4 separate regions of the Homo sapiens genome follow, and regions 2, 3 and 4 are each linked to region 1. The links are chromatin contacts, found by Hi-C or POLR2A ChIA-PET in ENCODE. All regions are on one chromosome and are shown on one strand. The core of a region is the stretch at or near the end of the contact, and the rest is flanking DNA. Distances in the headings are between cores, read along the strand shown.

The links. A loop is a pair of places that touch in the nucleus more often than their neighbours do. ChIA-PET counts read pairs that join two places held with the same protein, here RNA polymerase II (POLR2A). Pooled maps may share reads with other maps.
Region 2: a pooled map shows a loop between it and region 1 (4-fold over the local background). The contact joins the enhancer-like site here to the promoter of ZNF664-RFLNA in region 1. A Hi-C loop is called at or near these places in 1 of 37 single-sample maps with no recorded cell type and 4 of 50 pooled maps. POLR2A ChIA-PET finds 5 or more read pairs at or near these places in 1 of 52 experiments (activated CD4-positive, alpha-beta T cell).
Region 3: a map of naive thymus-derived CD4-positive, alpha-beta T cell shows a loop between it and region 1 (7-fold over the local background). The contact joins the promoter of OGFOD2 here to the promoter of ZNF664-RFLNA in region 1. A Hi-C loop is called at or near these places in 1 of 168 maps with a recorded cell type or tissue (naive thymus-derived CD4-positive, alpha-beta T cell) and 10 of 50 pooled maps. POLR2A ChIA-PET finds 5 or more read pairs at or near these places in 1 of 52 experiments (A549).
Region 4: a loop to region 1 is called in a pooled map, with 5 times the contacts of the local background. The contact joins the promoter of RILPL2 here to the promoter of ZNF664-RFLNA in region 1. A Hi-C loop is called at or near these places in 7 of 50 pooled maps. POLR2A ChIA-PET finds 5 or more read pairs at or near these places in 3 of 52 experiments (BJ, CD8-positive, alpha-beta memory T cell and HEK293T).

The regions. Positions count from the first base shown.
Region 1 is chr12:123,971,922-123,975,078 of GRCh38, forward strand. It overlaps ZNF664-RFLNA (ZNF664-RFLNA readthrough), which reads left to right and starts at 1,294. Exons shown (of 5, transcript NM_001347902.2): 1 at 1,294-1,382; 2 at 1,965-2,099. CCDC92 (coiled-coil domain containing 92) reads right to left here and starts at 910. Exons shown (of 5, transcript NM_025140.3): 1 at 608-910. It overlaps ZNF664 (zinc finger protein 664), which reads left to right and starts at 1,294. Exons shown (of 5, transcript NM_152437.3): 1 at 1,294-1,431; 2 at 1,965-2,099. RefSeq lists enhancers at 1-394, 395-1,132 and silencers at 353-472, 503-1,372, 1,443-1,522, 1,633-1,862.
Region 2 is chr12:124,544,351-124,547,426 of GRCh38, forward strand. The region is part of intron 1 of NCOR2 (nuclear receptor corepressor 2); the gene reads right to left. Among named protein-coding and RNA genes, the nearest start is that of NCOR2, 22 kb to the right of the region's middle. RefSeq lists an enhancer at 1-224. Within about 2 kb of position 1,326, at least 7 of the 41 ENCODE cell types and tissues checked have a DNase peak (open chromatin) inside an H3K27ac peak, as active enhancers do.
Region 3 is chr12:122,973,550-122,976,694 of GRCh38, forward strand. It overlaps OGFOD2 (2-oxoglutarate and iron dependent oxygenase domain containing 2), which reads left to right and starts at 1,695. Exons shown (of 7, transcript NM_001304833.2): 1 at 1,695-1,834; 2 at 2,262-2,318; 3 at 3,105-3,145. The coding sequence starts at 1,703. It also overlaps a transcript of ABCB9 not described here. RefSeq lists an enhancer at 1,140-1,599.
Region 4 is chr12:123,435,384-123,438,704 of GRCh38, forward strand. It overlaps RILPL2 (Rab interacting lysosomal protein like 2), which reads right to left and starts at 1,301. Exons shown (of 4, transcript NM_145058.3): 1 at 699-1,301. The coding sequence starts at 1,037. RefSeq lists an enhancer at 277-1,206 and a silencer at 1,048-1,307.

The sequences.
Region 1 (3,157 bases), core at 44-2,543:
ACAACTTGTCAGGGAGGGTCTCTAAGGTTCCCCGGGTGGTAACAAGCATTTAAAAAGGCGATGTGGATTCAGACGGCCTCCTCCCCACAGCATCCCAGACAAAGCCGGGCTAGGCCCCGGGGCGCTCCTGGTGCACCTGCAATGCGGATCCCTCGCCCTGCGATCCCACCCCGGGGCAGACAGGAGCGCCCCGGGACCGGCCTCTCCTCCCCCTTGGCACTGGGGTGGGCGCGCGCCGCGGCCGGTCCGCACCCTGGACTGGAGCCCGGGCCGGGGAGCCCCCTCCCCAGAAAGGGCCGGCAGACCCCGCGGGGGCGGGCGCGGGGGTCGCCGAGCCTCAGGGACCCTCTTTCCCCGACTCCGCCGTCTCCCGAGTTGCCTTCGCCCGGGGCCACCCCTGCCCCTGGGGGAGCTAACGTGGCTCCCAAGCCCCGGAGGTGGGGCAGGAGGACCCCGTCCCCCGTCTCCCGGCGGGGAGGGTTTTTAAAGTCTTCGCCACGAACTCCCGTCCCTGCCCGGCCCCTCCGCCCCTGCCCGGCCCCTCCGCCCCCGCCGGCGCTGCCAGGTGAGCGGGGCCGGACTCGACACACCCCGGGCCCCGCCTCACCTGCGGGCGCCGCCGTCGCGTTCCTTCAGGCGGCTGCCCTCTTAGGCTCGGTCCTCCCGGCGGGCGGCGGTGGGGGCCCGTGGCCCATGGGCTGGGCGGGGCGCGGCGGGCGGGGCTGCCTGGGCTCGGGCGCTGCCCGGGCCGGGCCGCCGAGGGAGGTCAGTGGGCACCGCCCGCCCGGCGCATCTCGCCCGCTCCCACCCCAGCGCTAGCCGCGGTGCACCCTGGGAGCGGGGCCGGCGGCGAGGCCTGGCCGCGCTGACCCGGCGGGCTAGGCGCCGGCGCGGCGGCGGGCCTGTGTCTGCCGGGCTGGGCGGGGGCGGCGGGCCGATATTCACTTGGCGAGGCGGGGCTACGCCCCCTTCCGCCCGGCTGTGGCGGGGCAGGGGCGAAGGCCGAGGGGAAGGGAGGGTCGGGCCCGCGGGACGCAGGCGCACAGCTCAGGTGCGGCCGCACTGCGGTTGCCCTGGGTAACGCGGCCCGAGGGAGGGGGGGGCGCGGGGAGGAGCGAGGGAGGCGAGCGGGAGCGCGCGCGCCGGGCGCTGGGGTGGGGGATGGCCGGGCCCGACCGGGCCGGGGCTGGGGGGCGGGGGCGGAGGCGGGCGGTGGGGGCGCGGGCCGGGTGGCCGCGCATGCGTGCGGCCCCCGCTCCCCCGGGGCTTCCCCGGCCTCGTGCGTGCGCACGCGCGCTGTCCCCCGGAGGCGTCTGGGTGTGCGGAGCGCGCGCGCGCGCGGCTCGGAGGCGCACCTGTGAGGTGTCCCTGAGGAGAGGGAGGTGGGTGCGCGGCGCCCGCGGCCTGGGGCGCTGACTCCCCTCACTTGGAGTGAGTTCTCGGCGGCCGGGCTGCAGTCTTTCTTTCTTTCCCGGAGGGAGGCGGGGGCCGGGGGCCAGGGAGCGGGCTGGGGGTGGGAAGGAGGTGGAGTGGCTTAAAGAAAAGAAAAACAACCCATCCCGGAGGATGGGCCTCGGGATGGCGGGGAAGGTCAGAGCGGCTCCGCGCAGCCTGGCGGGTCCCGGGCTGAGAAGCCGCCCCTCGGGCCTCGGGCGGTCGGCCGCGGGCCCGCAGTGCGGGGGAGCGGGGCCGGGGGGCGCAGATGGCGGCCGGTGCGAGCGAGGGCTGGGCAGCGGGCAGGGCGAGGCCGGGCGAGGCCCCTCGGGAGCCGGACTCCCGAGCCAGGCTCCATTGTTGTTGGAGCCGAGGGAAGGGGGAGCGCTGCCGCCCTCGTCGCCCGTGGAGCCGCGTCTTGGAGCCCTTCCAGGCGGGTCCCGGGAGAGGCGGTCATGGCCGCGCCAGGGGACCGGGGAGCCGGGCGGCTGCGGAGGAGCCGGCTGCATGGGGTGCTGTGTGTTTTTCAGGGCGCCCTGCGTCCGGCAGAGGAGGCGAGCATCCCGCTCAGGTGATGAGGAACCCCTCGCGCACCCAGCGCAGAAGGCTGCTGCCGCCGGACGCCTCCATTGTTTGACCACAACAAGGGCCGGATTCTCACCCAGGTAAACCGGCTGCCGGCGCTGTCCACTTCCCTCTGACTCCCGCCTCCGCAGGCGTTCTCACCCCTTCCAGGACTCGACTGCAGTTTTCTCACTGTCCCCGGCTTCTCATGAACTCCGTATACCCCCTCCCAGACATTTTCCCGTCCGGATCCATCTCTCCGCCACATCACCTCTCATTTCCCCCAGAACTCAGCTCCTTTGTGAAACCTTTCTTGCCGAACTCTAACAACTAAATCTCCCCGGGAGCCTGCTCCGAACTGAACTGTTCTGGTTGCTAGATTGCTTACGGGCTGTCTTATTGCAACAAAGGAGACCAGATACCGAAAAAAGATTTCTGAGCTATTGCCTTCTTCAAGGAACGTTTTCTGATATTTACAGTTTATTGTTTTCACAGGCTGGAACGGTTTTTAGGCATTTTGGCTTCTTATTTAGAGAGGGCTCCTATTTCCTTCATAGACGCATAGTTTTTTAGAGCAGGAAATTGACCTTGTTCAACCCGCAGGTTAATTAAAAATTTAAAAATTAATTCTAAATTAGCAGAGTAGTACATTTTCTTTGTAAAAACAGCATATCACAGAGATGGCATTTTGTCTTTGACTATCAACCTCTGTCTTCAGGGATGCCGACTATTATGTGTGTGGTGTTTATCCTTCTAGATCTTTTGGAGTACTTTTACGTGTGTGCACTTAACATCATTTTTGACTGCTTTAACAAGGACTGTTGCACCGTAACTTTCAATGTTAGCATGTAATGCTTCAAGTCATTTTTTAACAACTGCTGCACCATGTTCCATAGTTTCAGTATATCATGGTTTAGCCATTTCCCAAATTGATAGCAGTTTAAGTTTTAACTTTAAAACAGCTTTTTTGCTGGTGGTGGTTCTCTGATGAGATGAAATTTCGGTGATAGGAGCACAGATCTACGCTAATTATCGAGATTCGGCATTTATGATGAAGTTCTCTTTTGGTTAAGAAATTGATATGTGGAAGCAGCCACCCCTCCCCTATGGTAGTTCTGACTCTAGCAGTTAGAAGTTGTGTGACCTTGGGGAGGACATT
Region 2 (3,076 bases), core at 76-2,575, 570 kb after region 1:
GCAGCTGAACAGAAAAACCACTGCAGACTCTCCCCAGCCTCTGCCCCGGGCTGCCCGCCCAGGAGCAGGGTCTGGCCTTTAGAAGCTCCCTGGAGGGCGGGGGCACCATCCGCCAGAAGCAATTAATTGCTGGGTCAAGAGATGGTGAAAGAGATTTGTCACGAGGGCCTGGGGATATTCAGGGTGGGAGGGTGGCCCACACTGATTCAGTTGCCCCACCTTCCACCTCACAAGCAGGCTCCGCCCCCACTCAAACCCCCAGGACATCCTCCTCTGCCTCCACACCCGCCCGGGCCCAGGGTAGGTCAGGGATGCAGCCCCAGCACCCGTGACCTGCTCCCAGGAGGGACCTGCTTCCACCATTCAGCCGGTGCCCACACACAGGAGGGGACAGCCAGGCACAAGTGGGGCTGACATACAGAGTCCCCGGTGGGCCCCAAATGGGCCTGAGACCCAGATCAAATCCCTGAGCCATCTCATCTTGGCAGGAGACTGCGACCCCTGTGTGTGCTGCTCAACTTCGCAGAGGCAGTTTCCTCTCGGTGAAACGGAGGCAATTATATTAGGTGGCTAAAATCAGGCTGGCTCCCGCTCCAGCCCTAGTGCTGTCATTTTTTAAAGCCTGAGGAAGGTGCCTTGCTTCTCGGAACCTCAGTGTGCCCATCTGTAAAACGGGGATGATGCCAGGGGCTACTCTGAAGAGAAATTTACAACCTGGCACCCAGCAGTGCTCAGTTGAAGCTCACCATCGGGGTTCACCAGGCCACCTCCCCAGGGCCCCTTGCCAGCCTGCAACCCTACTGAGACACCAATGTCCCCAGCACCTCGAACACCCAGAAGCGGGGCCCAGGGGGAGGGAGCAGAGTCTCGGAGGGCCACGATGAGAGGACTGGATAAGAGCCCACCTTCCCTGCCTCCCACCTCCGCAGCAGGCCCAGGGGAAACATAGGCTTTGGTGACCACCAGGCTGGGGCCAGAGGCCAGTGACAACAGAAGCACCCAGAGACAAGGCAGCCCCTGACCCAGATCTTCCATGGGCAGGGCTCTGCAGGAGCCTCTGGTCTGGAGGGGTCCGAGGCACAGGTTTCCCCATGGGTCCCCATCAGCTTTCAGCCCCTGGTGTCCACACCCAATCCCTCCACACCAACCCACCGACACACGGGGACCCTCGAAGCCCCCACCACACAGATGGGAAAACCAAGGCCCAAAGACGCCAGGCAAGGGCAGCTCAGCCCGGGATCTTTCTCATGTACCGGTGAGCTCAGCTCAGCCCAGCAGGCGTTCAGAAGCCCAAGTGGCCCGGCTGGGGTCAGGGCCCTGAGTCAGAGCAAGAAACGCAGCAGAAACTGAAACAGCCCAGTGGCCCCACATACTCCACAGAGTGAGCCACGCTGCTTCCCTGCGCCGCCCCGTGCTGGGAAGTTCTTGCTTCTGTGGTCAGGGTGAGGGTGGGGGTGGGGGACGAGTGGCGTGGAACAGCCTTTCAGCCTGGGGACCCTCTCTGGGCCCGGCAGATGAGCAAAGTTCCATGCACACAGGCAGAGCTGTGAACTGGCCCCACCTCAGAGTCTCCGTGTCACCCAGGACACATGCAAAGCCACACATTACCTGGGGCAGCAGTTCAGGGGTATGCATAGGTGAAGCATAGACAGGCAGGAGAGACCCATCCCAGGCACAGGCTGTTTCTGCTCCCTGCAGGGCTCAGCCTGCAGCAAGGCCACAGAGCACAGGTCTCGTGATCTCAGGATAGGGTCTGAGACCCGGGTTCAAAACCTAGCTGCACTGCTTTCTAGCTCTGTGACCCTGGGCACGTGGCTTAACCCTTCCGAGCCTGCCTGTTTCCTCGCCGTAAAATAGAAACTCAGCTCACAGGGCTGACTCAGAGGCTCAGTGAGCGAATGCCTGCCTACAGTAAGAGTGAATGCCCAGCATACAGTAAGGGCTTAATAAATATGTACAGCAGTTCCTGCTTAGCCACGGCAGCTTTCCACAGTTTCAGTATGGTGGTCTGAAAACAAACGGAAAATTCCACAAATAAACAATTCGTAAGTTTTTGGGTTTTGGGTTTTTGTTTTGTTTTGTTTTTCTCACTCTGTTATACAGGCTGGAGTGCAGTGGTGTGACCTCAGCTCACTGCAGCCTCCGCCTCCACCTCCTGGGTTCAAGTGATTATCCTGCCTCAGCCTCCTGAGTATCTGGGATTACAGGCGTCTGCCATCACGCTCAGCTAATTTTTGTATTTTTAGTATAGTCAGGGTTTCACCATGTTGGCCAGGCTGGTCTCAAACTCCTGGCCTCGAGATCCACCCACCTTGGCCTTTCAAAGTGCTGGGGTTACAGGCATGAGCCACCGCGCCCAGCCAATTCCTAAGTTTTAAATTGCACGCTGTTCTAAGTAGCATGATGAGATCTTGCACCGTCGCGTCCTGTCCAGCCCAGGACATGACCCCTCCCTCTGCCCGGGAGGACCCACTCTGCAGACGGTCCTGCCTGTGAGTGTCCATCCCGGGAATCAGATCAACTGTGATGGTAGAGCAGTGCCTGTATTCAAGTAGCCCTTATCTGACTGAACAATGGCCCCAAAGCACAAGAGTAGTGATGCTAGCATACCGTTAACATTGTCTTTTTATAATATTTTATTTATTTTTATTTTTTTTGAGATGGAGTCTCGCTCTGTCGCCCAGGCTGGAGTGCAATGGTGCAATCTCGGCTCACTGCAACCTCGACCTCCCAAGTTCAAGTGATTCTCCTGCCTCACCCTCCTGAGTAACTGGGATTACAGGCACTCGCCACCACGACTGGCTACATTTTGTTGTATTTTTAGTAGAGACGGGGTTTCACCATGTTGGCCAGGCTGGTCTCGAACTCCTGGCCTCAAGAGATCCACCCACCTTGGCTTCCCGAAGTGCTGGGGTTACAGGCATGAGCCACCACACCTGGCCTGTCCTATTTTATTATTAGTTATGGTTGTTAATCTCTCACTGTGCCTAATTTGTAAAGAAAACCTTGTCATAGGTCTGTATGTGTAGGAAAAGATGGAGTGTATATAGGGTTCCATACTGTCTGCAGCTTCAGG
Region 3 (3,145 bases), core at 445-2,944, 1.0 Mb before region 1:
GACAGAGCGAGACTCCGTCTCAAAAAAAGAAAAAAAAAAAAAAAAAAAAAAAAAAAAAAACAAAAACTTTGGGAGGCCGAGGCAGGGGGACCACGAGGTCAGGAGATCAAGACCATCCTGGCTAACACGGTGAAACCCCGTCTCTACTAAAAACATAAAAAATTAGCCGGGTGTGGTGGCGGGCGCCTGTAGTCCCAGCTACTCGGGAGGCTGAGCCAGGAGAATGGCGTGAACCCGGGAGGCAGAGCTTACAGTGAGCCGAGATCGTGCCACTGCACTCCAGCCTGGGCGACAGAGCAAGACTCCGTCTCAAAACAAACAAACAAACAAACAAAAAACAAAAAAATTAGCTGGGCGTGGTGGCGCCTGCCGATAATCCCAGCTATTCGGGAGGCTGAGGCAGGAAAACTGCTTGAATCCGGGAGGCAGAGGTTGCAGTGAGCGGAGATCGCGCCACTGCACTCCAGCCTGGGTGAAACTCTATCTCAAAAAGTAAATAAACAAATAAATAAACTGATAGGTACAACACACTCATCTTGCAAACTGCTGCAAACGGAGAGGGGGTGAGGGTGGGGTGGGGTGCTGCATGTGCCAGGCCTGCCTGGTGGGTGGCTGGGGAGCCGACCTGCCCTGGGCCTCCTGGGGAAAAAGGGCAGTTAGGCGGGTAATGAACATTGATCTGGGGAAATGGATCCTTTCCTAGATAGCAGGGCCTCTCACTATCACTGGGCAATCAAGACGACTGTAAAACGTTAAACACCTTCTCGGGCCGGGCAGCTCTGCACGAGAAAACCCCAAATCCCACATACTTCCACCACTCCCAGAAGCCCTGTGGTGGTTAACTGGGGAACTCTGTAGGGTTCAAACGCCATATTTGCCCCTTACTGGATGTGTGACCTGCGGCGGGTCCCTGTGCCTCTCTGGGTCTCAGTTTCCTCATCTGTAAGACGGTGATATAATAGTACCTAGCTCAAAGGTTTAATGCTGGTAGATTCCTGAGCAAAGGTCCGGGGAGAGAAGAGGCTCGGTCTGCAAGAGTTGTCATTTGTTGGCTGCGGTGAGACCACGCCCCGTCGCCCTCCCACACCTGACCCCGCCCTCCCGCGTCCATTGGGAACGCCACCGGAAGTAATGCGAGACGGAGCGTTTTGGTGGAGACACTCACTGGGGCAATCTGAGGTAATCCAACAGACTGTGGCGGAGGGACCGGAAGCGCCAGGCAGGGACCCGGGGTAGATGCTAAATCCAAACTGAAACGTACAGGGCTGGATGATTGAAGCACCAGCGGGAACTAGTCGGACCTCCGAGCTCTTTAAACTGTCCTCAGCTCGGCTGGTTCTCCACGAGCTCCGGGCAGACGGCGGGGGGTGGGTCGGCGTTTAAGTCAAAGGCCTTGGGGCTCCGAGTCCCTTCCTCTCCCCGTCCTGTGAAGGCACGACCCAGTTCAGCTGTCTGTAAAGTGGAGCCATTAGTCCCTGCCTCGTAGTGGGAAAACTGGGAGGCGGAACGAGGAGGCCGCCGGTCCCAACCCGGCCCAGGAGCATCTTTCTCCGCAGACCGTTTCCTGGCGAGGTGCGTCTTCGTCCTTTTCCGCCCTTGGGAACTTAGAGCGGCCCCTTGGCCGCTGGTTCCGCGCCTCCCGCGGTTGGGGGCGTGCCCGAAGTCTCTCTACGGAAGCTGGTAGGGCTGTGGGTGCTTCACTATGGCGACGGTGGGGGCTCCGCGGCACTTCTGCCGCTGCGCCTGCTTCTGCACCGATAACTTGTACGTGGCGCGCTATGGGCTGCACGTGCGCTTCCGAGGCGAGCAGCAGCTGCGCCGGGACTACGGCCCGGTGAGTGGCCGCTGTCGTCCCTACGGAGCAGTGGGCAGAGAGGGGTAGTGGAGGAGGGAAGTTCGTCCCCAGGGTCGTTTGCTTTGCGCACGCCGCGCACCGTATCTTCAAATACAAGAATGACGGCCTCTCTCTGCCTCGGTTTTCTCACCGTAAAGGGGTAATAGTATCTCCCTGTGAGATTGTGAGGAAGGAATGAACAAGCATGTAGGGTGCTTAGGACAGGGCCGGGCTCAGCTTGCCGCCTCACAGCAACACCAGCCCGGAGCCCTGTCCTGAGCTTGACAGGGTTCCGCAGTTCATTCTCTCCATGATCCTTTGAGGTCGGGGCTCCTCTCCCCATTTTAAGCAGGGGAAACTGAGGCTTAGAGAGTGAAGGGATTTCCTCAGGTCATACAGTCATGCTCAGTGTTCTTTCTGCTCCCAGATCCTGCGCAGCCGAGGCTGTGTTAGCGCCAAGGACTTCCAGCAGCTGTTAGCAGAGGTACCAGTCCCCTGCCCCTGCACAGCTCCTCCTCGTTAGATTTGTGTCCGCAGCTTGAGGACACAGCTTGAGCCTAGCCTCAGTCCCTGATCCCTGAAGGGTCACTTAGGCCCTCACTTTCCTCCTTCCTGCCCCCCACTCATCCCTCCACACCTGAGTCTTGGCACCAGGAGAGAGAAGGGGAAATGCTAAGTTGCTAAGTTGCCTAGTCATGCCGTTCTTAACAGCTCTGTGAGATAAGCACAAGCACCACTCTCATTTTGGATTGAGAAGCTGAGGCTTAAAGAGGGATCCCTTGCCCAAGCTTTTACAGCAGGAGCAGATGTGATCCCAGCCACAGCTTCCAGGCCCCTGGGCTCCTCACACCTTACCATATACCCCGCAGGCTGCTGCCAGGGCTGCTGCCCCACTCCCTCCTCCTCCTTCCCCTGGAGTCAGTGGTGGGAAGCTTCCCAGGAGAGTCCTCAGCAACCTCTGGAACACAGGACTTGGCCATGACTGTCTCCTGTCCCTGTGTGGGCCCAGATGGTTGAGGTACATCTAGGGGTTCTCATCCCAGCTAGGCTCAGGTTGGGGCAGCCTGAAACAGGATGGGTCCCCTTCTAGAAGTCCCTTTCAGCTAACAGTCTGGAACTTGCAGTTGACCCAGATAGATTCAGGAGTGTAGGCTAGACTTGGCTTCCAGCCTGGGCCCTGTCTGGCGTTCTGGGCTTCAGTTTCTTCATCTGTACAGTGGCCTCAGGAGGATGGGAGGCCCCACCTGGTAACAACCCTGTGCCACCCCAGCTTGAGCAGGAGGTGGAGCGGCGGCAGCGGCTGGGGCAGGA
Region 4 (3,321 bases), core at 51-2,550, 540 kb before region 1:
GCTCTGAATCTTCTTGTCTATGTCTTTTTGTGGTCATATGCACTAATTTCTCTTTAGGTAAAATGTGTTTCTTGTCCAAGTGTGGTGGCTCACATCCACAAGCCCAGCACTTTGGGAGGCCAAGGTGGGAGGATTCCTTGAGCTTAGGAGTTTGAGACCAGCCTGGGTAACGGTGAGACCCCCATCTCTACAAAACATCAAAAAAGTTAGCCAGGCATGGTGGCACATGCCTGTACTCCCAGCTACTTGGAAGGGCAAGGCAGGAGAATTGCTTGAGCCTAGGAGGCCAAGGCTGTAGTGAGCCGTGTTTGCACCACTGCACTCTAGCCTGGGAGATAGAGCAGGACCCTGTGTCAAAAGAAAAAAAAAGTGTTTCTTGCTCTAGGTCAAAGGTTCTCAAACTGTGGACCCTGGGCCAATAGCATCAGCATTAACTGCGAACTCGTTAGAAATACAGATTCTGGCCAGGCAGGGTGGCTCACACCTGTAAACCCAGCACTCTAGGAGGCTGAGGCTGGGGGATCACTTGGAGCCAGGAGTTTGAGACCAGCCTGGGCAACACAGCGAGATCCCATCTCTTAAAAAAAGAAAAAAGAGAAAAGAGAAGAGAAAAGAAAAGGAAGGCGTCTCCCTGCCAGTAGGTGCCCTCCTACGCCCCGCAGGCGCCGTGGGCCCGGAACCCTCGCTCCCACACTCACCTCCCCGCTGGCCGGAGGGCTCTGTCTCCGCAGCCCCTCCACCTCCTTCCTGAGGTGGTCCCTCTCCATCTTCAGCTCCTCCAGCGCCAGGCTGCCCTCATTCACCAGCGCCTCCAGCATCTCCAGGACGCGGACGACTTTGAACTGCAGCTGCGTCACCCGGGGGTCGCTGCCCAGGGCCATAAGCTCGCGGCCCAACAGGTAGGAGATGTCATACACGTCCTCGGCGGTCAGCTGGAAGGGGCTCTTGCCCAGCGCCCCCTCGGGCCCAACCTCGTCCCTCTCCTCGTCCTCCTCTCCCTCCTCCTCTTCCTCTTCTCGCACAGGGGGCTCCTCCATGGCCACCCAGACCCCCGCCGACCTCGGAGCTGCTGTCTTGGAGTCTCCCAAAGGTTAGACTTCCTCCCGGCACCCAAAACTTTCCGCTGGGCAGAGTCCCTACCTGCCCAATCAGCGCGGCCCGGGGGTGGGCCCGGGGGGATGGTGCAAGGGGCCGCGCACGCGACTCTTGGGCCTGCGCCCCGGCGCACCGTCCCCGCTGCCAGCCACGCTGGAGAGTGCGCTCCAGGATGTGGTTTGGGGCGCGAAGGGACAACGGAAAAGGAGGCAGCCGAGAAGAGGAACGGGGAAGTTCAGGGGTGACGGCAATCGCCCCAGCCTGGGAACAGTTGCAGCCCCGGGGAGGAGCCGCCCTGAGCCCCGCCCCTGGCGACCGCTGCCAGGAGGTGCGTTTCCGTGGAGACGGAGTTTCCACCGTGCAATCCAGAGCGGGGTAAAAAGAACGCAACTTTTTCCTTTCCACCCTCGTGCTTTCCAGCCGTAGAATTTGCATCGTAGGTGATGGAAGATCCGGGTGTCTCTTTGAGGGTGTTTTCTGGAGCCTGCGGCCAAACAGAAAGCAGCTGCTGGGGGCAGCGCGACAGAGTCCCCGAGGCTTGAGGATCTGGAAAACTCCCAGGCAAATTGTCACTAGGGCCTGGGGCGTCCGACTTCGCTGTGACTCTCAATAAAATGGAGAATGTCTGCCCTGCTCACTTCGCTGGGTCCTCGGCTCCTCCACGTAACCAGCGCTGTCACCTTGGCAAGTTACTTAACGTCTCCGAGCCTCAGTCTCCTCCTCTGTAAAATGGGGACAATAGCGGGACCCAGGTGGCAGGGTTGCTGCGAGGAACATGAGCTTATGAGATCATGTGTGCGACACCTCAAGCACTTAGGAAGCACTCACATACGTGACTGCAATCCTTCATTCTTTCTTTCTTTCTTTCTTTCTTTTTTTTTTTGAGACGGAGTCTCCCTGTGTCGCCCAGGCTGGAGTGCAGTGGCGCGATCTCGGCTTGCTGCAAGCTCCGCCTCCCAGGTTCACGCCATTCTCCTGCCTCAGCCTCCCGAGTAGCTGGGACTACAGGCACGCGCCACCACGCCCGGCTAATTTTTTTGTATTTTTAGTAGAGACGGGGTTTCACCATGTTCGCCAGGATGGTCTCGATCTCCTGACCTCGTGATCCACCTGCCTCGGCCTCCCAAAGTGCTGGGATTACAGGCGTGAGCCACCGCGCCCGGCCCCTTCATTCTTTCTTCCACAGCGCTAGGGAGGAATTGCTGGTGTTGGAGACACCTTGCTACTTGGGTGAGAGAAGGAGGAGTAATTAACAAGAGAGAAACCCCTGTCTGAAAATCACAAAGCATTCGACACATATGCGGAATCCATATTACTGAGAATATTAGCAGAGTGGCGTAGAAACTTGAGTCATTCGCTGTGGCTCATGCCTTAATCTCAACACTTCAGGAGGCTGACGCAGGAGGATTGCTTGAGCCCAGGAATTTGAGACTAGCTTGGGCATCATAGTGAGACCCTGTCTCTACAAAAAGTAAACAAAAGTAGCTGGACACAGTGGTTCATGCCTGTAGTGGCAGGTACTCGGGAGGCTGAGGTGGGAGGACCACTTGAGCCCGGGATGTTGAGGCTGCAGTGAGCCAAGATCTCACCACAGAGTGGTGCCTGTGACAGAGTGGGACCATGGTGACAGAGTAAGATCATGTCTCAAAAAAAAAGGCACAACAAATCTCAAGTTATTTTAGGTTTCACTGGAGGTTTGTGATAGTCTCAGGCAGAAAGCTCAGCAACGGGGCTTGTCTTTCCCAGGAATGTATTGGCAGCTTTCCTTGTGATAGGTGTATCCATTTTCTCCACACTGAGGTACTAGAATCTCAATGGAGAATGTACATAGATTAAACCAACCAACAAAAGCAAAGCAAATTAACAAAACACACTATTTTCAGAGGGTCGTTTCTTTTTATTTTATTTTATTTTATTTTATTTATTTGTTTATTTATTTATTTAGAGACAGAATCTTGCTCTGTTGCCCAGGCTGGAGCTCAGTGGCATGATCTCGGCTCACCGCAACCTCCGCCTCCCTGGTTAAAGCAATTCTTCTACCTCAGCCTCCCCAGTAGCTGGGACCACAGGCGCATGCCGCCCCGCCTGGCTAATTTTTTGTATTTTAGTAGAGATGGGGTTTCACTGTGCTGCCCAGGCTGGTCGCGAACTCCTGAGCTCGGGCAATCCTCCCACCTGGGCCTCCCAAAGTGCTAGGATTACGGGCGTAAGCCACCCTGCCTGGCC